2 separate regions of the Homo sapiens genome follow, and region 2 is linked to region 1. A link is a loop called in an ENCODE intact Hi-C map of the cell type or tissue named here. Cell type or tissue: IMR-90. All regions are shown on one strand.

Evidence for each region. Hi-C counts contacts between places; a loop is a spot of excess contacts. Peaks named below come from ENCODE experiments on the same cell type or tissue, not always from the same donor. Only the 100,000 strongest peaks of a DNase experiment are listed, where the experiment ranks them.
Region 2: a loop joins it to region 1, with 4 times the contacts of the local background. A loop is called at or near these places in 20 of 110 quality-filtered maps.

The regions. Positions count from the first base shown.
Region 1 is chr12:105,378,924-105,386,923 of GRCh38, forward strand. The region is part of intron 1 of LOC105369957 (a long non-coding RNA gene); the gene reads left to right. Among named protein-coding and RNA genes, the nearest start is that of C12orf75, 52 kb to the left of the region's middle. In IMR-90, CTCF peaks have their summits at 112 (motif pointing left) and 4,612 (motif pointing left); DNase peaks (open chromatin) are centred at 4,018 and 4,598; H3K27ac peaks cover 425 bases.
Region 2 is chr12:105,162,656-105,170,655 of GRCh38, forward strand. It overlaps WASHC4 (WASH complex subunit 4), which reads left to right. Exons shown (of 33, transcript NM_015275.3): 30 at 94-190; 31 at 1,456-1,652; 32 at 1,986-2,085; 33 at 4,209-6,475. The coding sequence ends at 4,276. Among named protein-coding and RNA genes, the nearest start is that of WASHC4, 59 kb to the left of the region's middle. In IMR-90, no CTCF peak of the experiment used is centred here; no DNase peak of the experiment used is centred here; H3K27ac peaks cover 289 bases.

The sequences.
Region 1 (8,000 bases):
AAATGGCCATGAGTCATAGGAGGGAATTGAGTGTCATTAAAGTCAAATGATTGGGAATAAAAAATGAGAGACAGTTTTCACCCATCAATTGAAACTGCCCACTGCCCTCCTGTGGCTGTCAGCTGGACCGCGGGGGCTGCTGGTCCATGAGGACTTCTGTTCTTGGTCACTGTGACCGACATGATTCCTTGATGATTTCCACACCCACATGCAGGAACCATGCGGTGCCCTGGCCTCCCAGCTCTTTGACCTTTCCCTTCTCCAGTGAACTTGTTCTCCACCAAGCCCCTGACATCTGCTCCCATCCTGACACCCAGCGTTATTATCCATAACTACAGCTTCTCTCAAGGGCAGTTTCTAAGATCCCACACTCCGGCCGCTATCTCCTCTCTTTCCATCTCTGACTCCAGCCATCTTTTGGCCTTGGGGGCCACTCATTGCTGTTTTCACTGCTAGCCTTTCCTGTCCCTCCTTCCTCAGCTTAAACACCAAGGTCGCTCAGTGTCATCCCTCCTTTGCCTCCCTCTCTTTTGTAATCACTTGCCTGACTACAACCCTGGTTGAAGCCATGTCACTGCATGCATGTGCCCTGGTGATATGGCTGCATAGACAACCACACAGACAGGGACTTCCAGTGGGTCCATAATGCTGCCGGGGCACCACCCTCTATTTCCTGAGCCCATTCATTCTTTCTTTCCTTAGATGACTATTTCCTATCTTCTAGCTTTTCCTCAAACCTCCAACACATCCTCTCATCCTCACTCTCAGCTGTCACCCTTGCTTCCTATCTCACTAACAATGTAGAAACAATGTAGAAACAATCGGCCGGGCGCGGTGGCTCACGCCTGTAATCCCAGCACTTTGGGAGGCCGAGGCGGGCGGATCACGAGGTCAGGAGATCGAGACCATCCTGGCTAACACGGTGAAACCCTGTCTCTACTAAAAATACAAAAAATTAGCCGGGCGAGGTGGCGGGCCCCTGTAGTCCCAGCTACTCCGGAGGCTGAGGCAGGAGAATGGCGTGAACCCCAGGGGGCGGAGCCTGCAGTGAGCCGAGATTGCGCCACTGCACTCCAGCCTGGGCGACAGCGAGACTCCGTCTCAAAAAAAAAAAAAAAAAAAAAAAAAAAAAAAAAAAGAAACAATCGAGCTTCCCCCACGATGGGTACCATTGCTCCCCCTTTCCCGCATTGCATCCCATCCTCTTGCACCCAACCAAGCACTTTGCCCCAACAATTCTCCAACCAGTTCTTCCCGCCTACAGGATTATTTCCATCATCATACAAACATTATTTTATTTCTCCCGTCCTAAAAAAAGAACCGTCTCTCGATCAAATGCCCCTTTCTCTCCTTCCTTTGCCATCAGAGCTCCTAATAAGATTAGTCTATAATCACTGTCTCCACTTTCTCTCTTGAACCTACTCCAGTCAGGTCTTTGCTCCTCTCATTCCACTAAGACTGGTTCTCATGGGCACCAGTGGCCTCCTTATTGCTAATCTAATGGTCAATTCTTAGTCTTCATCTTAATCCTGATCCCTCCAGCCTCCCTGAGACTTCTCCACTTGGCTTCTGGGTCACCGCATTCTCTTGATTGTTTTCTTGCCTCTCTGTCTGCTCGTCCTCAGTATCCTTTGCTGATTCCTTCTGGCATCCAAACCTCTGAACACAGGCGTGCCCACAGCCTTCATCTTTGGACAGATCCTCTTTTCTGTCCATTCTATGTGCTGTTAATTCCTGTGTGCCCTCAGCCTTGACCTCTCCCTAAGCTTCAGTCCTCTATCCAACTGTCTACTTGGTGTCTCTACTAGGATGTCTTAAACCGTATCTCATATTAATAAGCTCATATCTGAGGTCTTGATCTCCACCCTCTACCCCTGTTCTGTTTTGTTCCTTTGCCAACTTCTCCAACTTAGTAAATGGCAACTTCATTCTCCAAGCTGCTCAGGTCAAAAAGCTGGGACTCACCCTGACTCTTTCTTAGCTCTCCCCCATCCCCGAATCAGCAAATCCTGTAGGTGCACGTGCCACCTTCACGTCTCTAGATTTCAATCTCTTCTCACCATCCCCATCACGTCTATTCCATTGCCACCATCATCTCCATCCTAGATTACGGCACTAGCCTCCTTCGTTCCTTAGCCCACCTCAGCCTGTTCTGAACACAGCAGCGAGAGGGATCTTGTTAAATTCCAAGTCAAACCCTCCAGTGCTCCCCTTCTCTTCCAGGGAAAGTTGAATTCCACACGGTCCTCCATAACACATCTATCTCCTCCTCCCCTTCTGATTTCGGTTACTCCTCTGACATCACTTACACACATTACTCTTCTCCTCTCTGCCTTTCTTCGGCCACACTGATTTTGCTTTACCTCGAACTTGCCAACCAGGCTCTCATCTCACACCTTCTCACTTGCCGATCCCTCATGTCTGCAATCTTGTCCTCCAGATATTTGCACGCCATCTCCCTATTTAGCACTTTACTCATATCTCCCCAGTAAGCCCTTCTCTGCCCACCCCATCTAAAATTCACGCCCCTTTCACCCAACACTTCCAGTTGTTATTGCTAGATTTATTTTTCTCATTAGCATTTACAATGAACATGCTGCATACTTTACTGATTTCCCTTGTTTACTGACAGCCTCCTGCACAAGAATGGAAACTCCAGGAAGCAGGAATTCCTTATCTCACTTGCTCATTGCTGTATCTCAGCACCCAGCCCAGAGCCTACCACCTAGTAAATGCCTAATAAGTATTTTTTTGAGTGACAAGATACTAAATATGATAATTCGCAGCCTTGGCATGAATGTGGCCAAATGGTCACTCTCATCTTTGCTTGGAAGTTTCAATTACTAAAACCTTTCTAGAGAGCAGTTTGGCAATTTGAATCAAGAACATTTAAGGCCAGGTGCGTTGGCTCATTCATGTAATCCCAGCACTTTGAGAGGCCGAGGCGGGCAGATCACTTGAGCTCAGGAATTTGAGACCAGCCTGGGCAACATGGGAAAACCTGGTCTCTACAAAAAATACAAAAAGTAGCCTGGTGTGGTGGCTCTTATCTGTAGTTCCAGCTACTCAGGAGGCTAAGGTGGGAGGATTGCTTGAGCCTGGGAGGTCGAGGCTGCAGTGAGCCATGCTCGCGTCACTGCACTCCAGCCTGGGCGACCCTGTCTCAAAAAAAGTGTGTGTGTGTGTGTGTGTGTGTGTGTGTGTGTGTATAATGAGATGTAGAGACTTACAAAAGGAATGTTCATCAAAGTTGCTTATAGTAAAGGGGAGTTGGAAACCATATAGTGTCCAACAATAAAGGGCTGCTTAAAAATTATGAATCAGCTATACAAAGGAATATTGTAGAGTCATCAAAATTATACTTTTATGCGTAATTTAATGGGAAAATGTGCATTGTCTATTTCACAAAACAAAGATATTAAATTTTGTATAGAATTATCCCAGATATATATGAATGTGTGTATATATGTATACATGTGTACATATATATGTATACACATGTACATATATATACACATGTACATATATATGTATACACATGTACATATATACACACATGTACATATATGTATATATACACACGTACATATATGTATATTTGTATACACATGTACATATATACACACAAATATAGTATATCTATAAGAGAGACAGGAAATACTGGCTTTCTGTTTGTGATGAAATGCAAATTCCTTATGTATTTTTCCAAAATGTTTAAAATGAGGCTTTTGTAATCAGAAGTATATAAGCCCCCTTCCCCCAAAGAAAATGATTATTCTACTGCCCGTCTTGACTGTATTCTTACTTGGGGGCAGGGTGGGTGGCGTGAACAGGGAGAGCTAATCTCTCCTTCTTTCTGACTCATTCCACAGTCAATCCTTTTTCTTATTATTTTCCAAAGGCATGAGGACCTTCCATGTTCCGAAACCATTGTCCAGAGTATTTCTTCTGGACTATTTTCCACTTCCTTCCATCTGACCGGCCAGCTGTTCTGCATTTGTAAAAGCTGGTTTCTGATGTCATCTCTAGGCAGGACCGCTCCCTCCCTCTCCTGCACTCCTATACTTCGTGGCATATCCGCCCCAAGATAACACTTGTCACTCTGTTTTCCAAATTCAGTTTCATTCATTTGCTTCACATGTGCACTGAGCCCACTGACTTCTTTCCCTGTCTGTTGCCAGCACTGGAGACCAAGCCTGCACGCTTTGGCCCAGACCATCTCATTCACCTTTTAACACAGAATCAGGGTGAGTGGAGAGTGGGGGAGTGGTGTGGTGGGTCTTTGCCTCTCGCTGTTCAGTGAACTTCATGCCTGTCCTCCTGATCCCCAGCGCTAACACAGGGTCAGGCTCGCGGGAGTGAACAACCACCATTTATCTCCGGCTTGTTGGGGGAAGCCCTTTCATTTACTTGACAGTTTACCTGTCAATTTTACGTGCGTGGTCATTTTTAATCCTCTGCACTTTCAGGTAATAGGAAAATAATTTGAATCAAGTTCTTCCTTCACCATTGGCGTAAAATCGGTGATTAAACTTTTAATATTTAACGTCTTAAAAAAAATTCCCCGGGCTAGCGTCATGCCTAAGTAATGCATGCATCTACTTCCCCCTGGTGGACTCATCTTCTAATAGCAGCTTTGTTTTCCCCCCTTTATTATTGGCAGGAGTAATCCATCTCTCACTTTCCTTAACACAGATATTCATGGATTGCAGGATTCAGCAGTGTCTTCATAATAGCAGGAAGTTTATGTTCTGGCTTTGCCACTTACTAGCTGTGTAACTTGGGCAATTTACTTAACTTCTCTGCGTCTCGGTTTCTTAACCTGTAAAATGGAGACAGTATCAATAATAAAATATTAAAAACGAATACATATCAAGTGCTTACTACATGGCATGTATGAACTCATTAAATTTCTACAAAAATCCTATTACATAAGATTTAAAATGTCCTGGCCGGGCACGGTGGCTCACGCCTGTAATCCCAGCACTTTGGGAGGCCGAGGCAGGCGGATCACGAGGTCAGGAGATCGAGACCATCCTGGCTAACATGGTGAAACCCCATCTCTACTAAAAAATACAAAAAATTAGCCGGACGTGGTGGCGGACGCCTGTAGTCCCAGCTAATCGGGAGGCTGAGGCAGGAGAATGGCATGAACCCGGGAGGCAGAGCTTGCAGTGAGCCGAGATCGCGCCACTGCACTCCAGCCTGGGCGACAAAGCAAGACTCTGTCTCAAAAAAAAAAAAAAAAAAATTTAAAATGTCCTATAAAATGGGAACAAATAGCCTGAGCAACATGGTGAAACCCCATCTCCAAAAAATACAAAAACATTAGCCAGGCATGGTGGCGCACGCCTGTAGTCCCAGCTACTTGGGAGGCTGAGATGGGAGTCCAGGGAGGTCAAGGCTGCAGCGAGCTGTGATCGTGCCACTGCACTCCAGCCTGCTGGACAGAGTGAGACCCTGTCTCAGGAAATAAATAAATAAATAAATAAATAAATAAATAAATAAATAAATTAAAATAAAATGGAAACAAATATTCTTTCCATTTTACAAATAAGAGAATCAAGAACTAGAGAAAAATAGTTCCTACTTCTTAGAGAAGTGTGAGAATCACATGAATTAATGCAGGGAGGATGGTTAGAGAGGGCCTGGCACATAGCGAGTGTCCCCTAACCTCATCGTCATTGTTAGTGTTACAGGATTGGTTCTGTGATGAAGACATTGCCATGGGCCATGTGGATCCTTGTTTACACTTGAGCTACTCTCATTTTCAACAGGCATCAATCACTTGCATGACAAAATATACACTATATCAAACAATGAGCTATGCTTATGTATTCATAGTTTTCTAGACACTTCTTAAGTCAGGGCATAAGTCTTCATTTCTCCAGAGGCTAATGGAAGGTCAGCCCATAGCCCATTTCACTCTTGAGTGTACTGGGGAGATCCTGGGAGAGGGGAAGGAAGAGTAAATGGGCAGATTGAGTATTTATATTAGGATGCAGCTGTCTAGAGGTAACCAGGGTCCCCATATATCTTCCCCACATTTTCCCAGGTCTGAGCATGAGCAGTGGGGATGAGGAACTGGGCTGGCACCCACAGCTATCCATGTAGCTTATTAAGCTGCTCATTTCCTCATGCATCTACGCCCTGAGCCCCTAAGTGTCTTGCACTGTTTGAAGTGCTGGCCTCTTGCTCAGCACTTCCATACAAAGTCCATCATGCTGCTGGATGCCAACAGAAATGAAAGAATCAGGGACACAGATGAAGACGAGAGCATGACCAATGTGTGGATTTTCTTGTAGACAAATTCTTTACATTTGCTATGGTCTGAATGCTTGTGTGCTCCCCGCCACCCCAATTCATGTGTTGAAATCCTAACCACGAACTCGATGGTATTCAGAGGTGGGGCCTTTGGGAAGTGATTAGGTCATAGGGATTCAGGCCCTTAGGAAAGAGGCCTGAAGGAGCTTGGTCATCCCTTCTACCAAGTGAGGACACAGCAAGAAGTTGTCCTCTGTGAACCCGGAAAGGGGCCCTCACCAGACATTGAATCTGCCAGTTCCTTGATCTTGAACTTCTCAGGCTCCAGGACTGTGAGAAATATGTTTTTTTGTTATTTGTAAGCCACCCAGTCTATGATACTGTGTTATAGCAGCCTGCAAGGACTAGGACAACATTGCATTTAAAAAAATAAAGTATACGTATTGTGTTAAGAAATGCAATAGGCTGGGTGTGGTGGCTCACGCCTGTAATCTCAACACTCTGGGAAGCTGAGGCAGGTGGGTCGCCTAGGAATTTGAGACCAGCCTTGGCAACATGGCGAAAAATTAGCCGGGTCTGGTGGTGTGCACCTGTAGTCCTAGCTACCAGGGAGGCTGAAGCGAGAGGATCTTCTGAGTCTGGGAGGTTGAGGCTGCAGTGAGCCAAGATTGGACCATTGCACTGCAGCCTGGGGGACAGAGTGAGACCCTCTCTCAAACAAACAAACAAACTCCAAAAAAGCAAAAAAAACAAAAACAAAAACAAAAAAACCCCCAAACCAATAAAAAGAAATGCAATAGTGTGAATATTTTTGAACTCTCACAACTTGATTAAAAGGCTAATCATGCAAAATAAAATATTGAACTTCTAACAAATTAAATTTAAATAATCAAGTCCAATATGAATGGAAATTATTGGGGGTGGGAGGGAGTACATTTTGGGGATTGATTATTATTATTTTTTTAACAAATAGAGCACTAGAAGCCAGTGCATAGAAAGCCGATGAAATATGAAATAACCTTCTAGGGAATGGCTAGGTCACTGGGTGCTCCATGGAAAGTCGAGCTTGGTGCGGACTCTAATTTGAAGATGAGTAGTGCAGTGACAGCACAGGCTGCTTCATGGAAAACAGGCAGCTGCCCCCACGTGTCCTTCACCTAAAAGCACCAGTTCTCTCTAACATTGATGCTGTGGAGGTGCACACAGGGCACAGTGGAGGTTGTCATGTAATTCATTGCCATTTACCTTTCTGCTGAGCATAGAATGGAATCTCATCCATGCTCATTTAACTTACTGATGGCATTAGAAGCCCCAGATTTATTTGTTTCCTTCTTTCCTTCCTTCCTTCCTTCCTTCTCTTTTTCTTTTTGCTTCTTTCTTTTTTGTTTCTTTCTTTTTCTTTTTCTTCTTTCTTTCTTTCTCTCTCTCTCTCTCCCTCCCCTTTCCTTCCTTCCTTCCTTCTTTCCTTCCTTCCTTCCTTTCTCTTCTCTTCTCTTTTTCTCTTTTCTTTTCTTTCCTTCTTTCTTTTTCTTTCTTTCTGTCTTTCCGACGCGGACTCACTTTGTCACCCAGGCTGGAATGCAGTGGCATGATCATAGCCCACTGCAGTCTCCAACTCCTGGGTTCAAGTAATCCTCCTGTCTCAGGCTCCCAAGTAGCTGGGACTACAGGCACATGCCACCACACCTGGCTATTTTTATTCTTTTGTAGAGACAAGTTCTCACTATGTTGCCCAG
Region 2 (8,000 bases), 220 kb before region 1:
ATTCTATTTATAATTTTTAAAATGTCTGTTATAGGAATTCTGAAGATTTTCTTAGCAAAATTGTTTTTCTAACATGTTGTTACATCTTTTTAGACCCTCAACTTTGTAGAGCATTCCATTAGTTGCAAGGAAAAATTAAATAAAAAAAATAAAATTGGAGCTGCCTTTACTGATGATGGCTTTGCCATGGGTAAGCTTAATGGAATTGTTTTTCCATTAATTTTATATTGACCTTGTAATGGATTCTTAGAAACATCTGCTTGAGAATAGGTCTATATGTTCTTTATAGATTTTTCTTTCTTTTTTCTTTTTTATTTTTTTGAGACAGAGTCTCGTCTCGCTCTGTTGCCCAGGCTGGAGTGCAGTGGCACGATCACTGCAAGCTCCGCCTCCTGGGTTCACACCATTCTCCTGCCTCAGCCTCCCGAGTAGCTGGGACTACAGGCACTCGCCACCACACCTGCCTAATTTTTTTTGCATTTTTAGTAGAGACGGGGTTTCACTGTGTTAGCCAGGATGGTCTCGATCTCCTGACCTCGTGATCTGCCCGCCGCAGCCTCCCAAAGTGCTGGGATTACAGGCATGAGCCACCATGCCCGGCCTATAGATTTGTTTTTCATGAGTGTTGTTTACCGTGTTTTTAGCTGGAATACATGATTGACGATACTTGTTTTCTGTAGTTTATAACTTATTGAATGCCTTCTTAGTATTGCTAATCACTTGTCCACTTTGGCCTAATATTTAGGCTTTGTTTTTGTTGGGGTTGTACAGTTTTAACGTCTTATATTTAGTTTCTCTGGTTTCCTTGTAGCTTCCTCAATTGCCATCTTTTTAGCAGTTGAAGTGTTTTTTTCCTTTCTTTTTGAGGCAGGGTCTTGCTCTGTCACCCAGGCTGGAGTGCAGTGGTGCAGTCATGGTTCACTGCAGCCTCGACCTCCTGGACCCAAGCGATCCTCCCACCTCAGCCTCCCGAGTAGCTGAGACTACAGGCATGCATCGCCACATCTGGCTAATTAAAAAAATTTTTGTTTTTTTTAGAGACAGGAGTCTCACTGTGTTGCCCAGGTTGGTCTTAAACTCCTGGGCTCAAGAGGTCCTCTAGCCTCAGCCTCCCAAAGTATTGGGATTATAGGTACAAGTCATGGAAAGTTTTATTCTTTATGCTTACAGCTATATCGTTTCTCCTGGTGATTTATATGGCCATGTTAGTTATTTATTTTCTTCTTAATTGACTTGTCTTTAGTTATACTTCTACATTGTTTTTAAAGGAGGAATTAAGCCATTTTGTTAAACCCATCATTCATTTATGCTGTAAAATGTAACTTGAAACGGGACAAACTTAAAATGCTAGGAATTATTACTCAGAATGCTTAGTGTTGGGAATTATTGGTGAAGGAGTAGAATACCACTTCTGTACTCACTGTAATTTAACCTTAGTTTTGCTTATGCCTGCAGGTGTGGCTTACATTCTAAAGCTTTTGGATCAGTATCGGGAGTTTGATTCACTTCACTGGTTCCAGTCTGTTAGAGAGAAATACCTGAAGGAGATAAGAGCAGTTGCTAAGCAACAGAATGTACAGTCAGCCAGTCAAGATGAAAAACTCTTACAAACCATGAATCTCACTCAGAAGCGACTGGATGTCTATCTACAGGTAGAGAGGAGCCTAAGAGTCACATCTGCTTTGACTTACCATTTGATATCCATGACTTCTTAATGTCTGAAAAGCAGAAGCCATATAGAAACTACCATTTTCACAAGTGAGATGAATAGTGGCAAAAAGATTATATTTTAAAATGAGTGCTATTTGGAAGCCATTTGACTCACATCTTAAAAATGGGCGGGTTACTTATTTCAGTTTCTGTATTTATGATTTCCACTAGAGCTTTTAAAAATAATAATAAGAGGCATAAAAATGCATATATTTTTGGTATTTTGCCATAATAAGTATTTTTGGTTTTTATTTCAAATTTTTAAATTTACTTAGGAATTTGAATTGCTGTATTTCTCACTGAGCAGTGCAAGAATTTTCTTCAGAGCAGACAAGACTGCGGCTGAAGAAAACCAAGAAAAGAAAGAGAAGGAAGGTCAGTGAGTGGTTTAAATTTGGAAAGACCAATAAATGTCTTTAGTAATAGACAGTAATGCACCATTTTATCTGGTCAGACATCTAGCTTCTTTGTCCTTTTGGAAAATAACACAGACCTAGCATTAAGTCTTTTAAAAAAAGTAAAGCCTGTATAGATCTTGTGTGAAATTGAAAAGGAATTTATGTAGTTTATGCATTTCACACTTGGTAACCCTTTAAAACCTTGTTCAGGATCATCTGCTTTTAATTTAAATACACTTTTCACAAGTTTGGTTTTTCTTTCATGGCTCAAACTATTAGATTTGAAGGAACAAATAGAGGAGGACAGCTAAATGTTGCTGAAGGCAGAGCTGCTGATGACTAGATGTTGACTGAATGAGATGGGACAGATGATTAAAGAACTGTAAAATCATAGGGGCTATTTAGTTGTAGTAAATAGCATCCTGCCTTCTTTCATAGTCAGGCCCTGGAGACTCAGGCAATATAGCCATAATAACTGATAGTGATTTCAATGAACTTCAGTCATTAAGGAAAGGATTCTGTCCATTGTATTCTATGTAGGATGGTGGAAAGGAATCTATACTTTTTAAGGCGTAAGAGCATTGTTCAGTGTTTCATATTTAATGTCCCCATGATATATTTCTCTCAGATTTGAAATTTAGGAATAATCATCTTCTCTGAGAAACAGATGTTTCCCTTTTTCTGTCATGGATATTATATAGCATACATTTCTCATTGCTTGGAAGATCAAAACTAGATACAGCGACTAGTTAACCCTTATAATTTTCATGTTTACTAGTCTCCTTTTTGTCTTACTCGTGCTTCATGAAGTTTTCATAAATCAAGATATAAAGCTCTTCATAAAACAAGATGTTTTTATTAATCTTATTTTATGTTAATTTTTAAAATACACCTTTTTTCTTTATATAGAGTAGAGGTGACTCATTGGGTAGACCACTTACGTGAACTACCTTATTTCTTGACATTGTTGCATAAATTAAATATTACTAATATTACTTATTAATTAGGTGCATATCCAGGCGTTTTTTGAATCTAGACTAAATAAACATGCTTGAAAAAATTGTTTCAGCTTATTAATCTGGAAGACACTCAATATTAAATGAAAATTTATACATACTACATTTGTGTTCATTTTCAAGGATAAATTAGCAAAGCCATTTGGAAGAATTTGAATCAATATAATCTAAATTATGAAGAAACTCAGTTATTGCCTCAGTTCTGCTCATGTGTTTCATGATGCCAGAACCTTTTCCCCAGCCCAGGTGACTGGGAAAACTCTGCGGGGCGATTGGACATTTGCTTTCAGGCTAAAGCATTAAAACAAAACAAACAACCCTTCAGTCTCATGGCAGTGGGATTCCTTGCTTTGGCCTATTCCTCTTAAGGAACTCTCCAGAGTTGCAGTTGTTATGTTATCACTCACATCACTGTTCTAAGACTATTTCAGCTAAAGATTGCTCAGAGATATAGTCAGTTTCTGAATACATTACTCAAATAGTCTTTGTCTGTTAATGAAATATGCACACATGACATTTTGCACAAAAAGCCAGGAATTCATTCTGTCAAAAACAGTGAAAAGCTGTTTCATTTAAAATTATTTTAAGAAATAATATATATTACGTATAATTTATTATAATAAGTTATAAATACAAATGGAAAGTTATTCATTCTGGACAGTTTTGATATGTGAGTTTGCAGCCATGTTCCTACCAGGAATGACAATGTACTGTAATGGTTCTTTCTTGGCCCAGCTGGAGGAACTGGCGTGAGGGGAGCGGGCCTTTCTTAGACCAGGAATATCAAGATTCCTCAGGACAAAGGAGCCCATGTGGTTTGAAGCCCCACCCCAATACAGGTTCTGAGCTCCCTCAACTCCACCTTCATTAAAAACCAGTGGAAACAATTGCAGTGTTTAGCCTAGATTTTTAAAAATTTTAAAGTGTAAACAAGGTATAATTTGTGATGTTAGAGAAACATTTGATGGATGCAACTGTAATTTGAAGTTTGGCAATACAGCTCTTCTCAAATTTCTTTTACTTCTTAATTTATTGTTTAAAAATGAACATAAATATCCATTATTATTTTCACTCATGCTTTCAGAAGAAACTAAAACAAGCAATGGAGACCTGTCTGACAGCACTGTGTCTGCTGATCCTGTTGTGAAATGATACGGATGGTATTCACTGCACATATGATGAAATCATCAGAATTGTTAAAACTTTTGCCAGTGGAATGGATAAACTATTGATGAATTGTTTCCTGGGTCACATCTCTGGAAAATAGATGTTACAGTTCTTAAAGGCAGTGCTTTAAAGTGAAGTTCATTCTGTTTCCAAAGGCTCTACTTTCAAAGGTTAAGAATGAGATTTTAAAATTGGATTTTTGCCTGGACTTGAGGGTACAAGATGTTTCTATTTGAAGTGAAGTTATAAAAGGGCAAATCCAGATTCATAAACTATCACCTCGGATTTCTTGTAATCTACATGTTTGTAATTTGTATTTGCATAGATCTTTGATCTATAGTTATTTCAAGTCATGGGAAATTCAATGCATATACTATATACAGCCAGTAAATACATGCTTAACAAAAGGAATGAGCCTGAAGTTCATAAAGAATACATATCAATATTCTTATAAAAGGAATATATGAAGATGGCTTTGATACTAGAGGTGAGGCACAAGTGTTTTATGTACTCTCAGTGTACAGTATAACTGATGATCCTTCTTTCATTGTTAATTTCATGTGACTCACAAGAGCTGCTGATGTCTTTGATGAGACATTTTATAACTAGTTTACATTGCTTTGAGAACATTTAACCTCCAACAGCTGCTTTAAATTTAAGATTTACTTAATACTCAGAAAATTCAGATAAAGCCATAGAGTCCTGTTTGAAGCTTCACTTCTATTTTGGTTGAAGGCATGATGTATGATGTCAGAAAAAAAATTGAATGAATTATTTCTACATCCAAACTCAGGTTTCTTCTACATTAGATTGAATTGAAATTTTGGTGATGGTTTGGGTAGACTTTTTTTTTATATCAAGTATAATTTAAAACATCAGATTAAATAATTACACTGTTCAGGCTTTTAAAAAAATACCACTGTGAGAATAAAGCGCTAGCAAGATACATCACTTACTGATTTTAAAAATACAGAAAGATTTTGAGTAAATTTTGTGCCCAGCAAGCTGTTAGTTTTATTTTTGTAAAGGTATGTAAGTTATTAAATGGTTAATCATGGCCTTTTAAAAATAAAATAAAGTGATACCTTTACAATGAAGACAAAAGTTTAAAACTTTCTAATACAAACACCATTTTGGGAAATGCTTGATTTTTTTCTATTGCATTTGTCTGCTAAACATTTCTTTGGATAAATCCTGCAAATACTTCTAACATTATTCTTTGATTCCAGCTTTTAGAATGGGTGTACAATGCCCTGTTTGTACTTACTGGTTAGGGTCAGGGTAACTTGCCAGCCCAAGATAAATACTTTAATTGTTAAAAGTCAGAAGAGACAGAATATGTAGGAAATGTTTTTTGTTTATTATGTAAACATGGCTTACAGAATTATGAACAGTGGATAGATTAAAGGCATTTAATATTTGTAATTCATAATAACTGTAGAAATGGCCCTAAAGCATGCTGCATAATTAATAATTTATATTTTCATTATTATAAGTGTTTATATTAATGATCTTGCATTTGATTATATCAAATTCGTCATTTCATAGCAACAGTATTGTTTTCTCTGTTTTTCTTCTCTAACTTCTCTGAAATCATCTCCTATTAAGGGATAGAAATTGTTACTAGAAGAGAATCACATGTTCTGTGTTCATTATCCCTACACATGTAAATTAATTATTTTATCAATACTAGATAGAGTTCACATGCTGACTCCCTGGATACCTACAGTTGAGAAGAAAATGACAGACAATTATTTTTCCTTTAGGTCAAAATAATGTCACTGCTATCTGGATAAATTATAAGTTCATATATTTGAAATAAGATCCTGGAAACGAATTTAAATGGTGTCAAACTGCAGAGCAACAGGGCTTCAGTATATTCACATCTAATAGGTTAATATGTACATTTGGATGATGATTTTTCTTGATAACATTAACATTAATTTTATTTTTTCAGACATACTGTAATTTAAAAATTAATGTGAGCGTTTGTTTTAAGTTCACAGAAAACTTAATAATTCAAATTCTCAGGAATTAAGGACTCACCATAACATTGTCAGTTCTAATGAAATTTTGTAAAAGATGGCAAGTTTGTTACCTCACTTGAGTGGGGTTTTCCTTTTCCCCCAATTCTAAGAGAATATAATGTGTATACTAAAACATTAATAAACATAATTTTGAAAATTTCCTTCCCCTGGATGTTTATGTTCAAAATTGAATGTCGTAAACCAGTAGTTCTTAATATTAACCTTTTTGGGGTCCCCCTTAATTGAATGAAATGAAATCTGTGGAATCATTTTTTTATAAAATGCATGCACATAGGTAAAAATTTGAAGTTTAAAATTGGCTCCTGTCAATGTATTCCAGGTGAAAGAAAGGTGTTTTCTTTCCTTTATACATCCTTGATCTTTCCAGAGCTTTTTTCCAATAAAAAGAACCAATATGAAGTTACTTTAAATCCTAATCCTGGAAAGGGATTATCAGTATGCATTGTTTAATGTTAGTAATAACTATAGTGCTATTTGCAAACCTGAGTTGAACTAAAACAATACAGTAGTCTCCCCTTATCCGTGTTTTACTTTCCAGTTTCAGTTACCTGTGGTCAGCTGTGGTCTGAAAATATTACATGGAAAATTCCAGAAACAATAAGTTTCAACTTGTGTGTTATTCTGGGTAGCATGATGAAATCTTGTGCTGTCATGCTGCATCCCGCCTGGGACGTAAGTCACCCCTTTGCCCAGCATCTTCATGCTGTATGTGCTACCTGCCCATGAATCACTTGGTAGCTAGGTTGTCAAATCAATAGTGTTTGTCTTCAAGTAAGCCTTATTTTACTTAATAATGGCCCCAAAGTGCAAGAGTAGTGACGCTGGCAATTCAGATATGCTATAAGAGAAGCCTTAAAATGCATCCTTTAAGTGAAAACATGAAAGTTCTCAATAAGGAAAGAAAAGAAATCATATGTGGGGTTGCTAAGATCTGTGGTAAGAATGAATCTTCTCTCCGCAGCATTGGTGACAGTATTTGTTACAGTTATGTTTCATCATTAGTTATTGTTAATCTCTTACTGTGCCTAACTTATAAACTTTATCATAGGCATGTATATATAGGAAAAAACCGTATATATACGGTTAGATACTATCTGCAGTTTCAGGCATGCACTGGGCGTTTTGGTGTATCCCTCTCAGATAAGCAGGGACTACAGTAATGACAACAGAGCCTTCAAAATATTACACTGGAGACGAGGTACAATCCTGTTAAATACTACACTGCAGAAATCATTCTTGGTAAAGTTAAGTCTGGTTGCTGTTCCTTTTTTCTTCTGAGGCAGTAAATTTGTAAAATTGTGGGAAAGATGAGAAAATATTGGATACTTCATGTTATTATTTTATGCTGAGTCTGCTAAATGTAAAAGGTAGGCTTTAATTGATTTTAATAATTGTAACAGGATTTTCTTTCCAGCTTCACATTGCAGATGTTTCAGAAGACGGTATTCGTTTTTTAAGGGAAGTTTTAATACCACATTTTTTTTTTAACAAAGGCTTTCAGATGTTAGGAATACTTTAATAGGCTGTCAAAGATGTGAAGTTTAAAAAGGGAATCCAGAATAAGTGGAAATCTGTAGAGACTAAGCAAAGGCAGTGAACTCAAGAGATGGTGATGGCAAAGTTAGAGTTCAGTTTATAACACAGGTCAGCATATATATAAT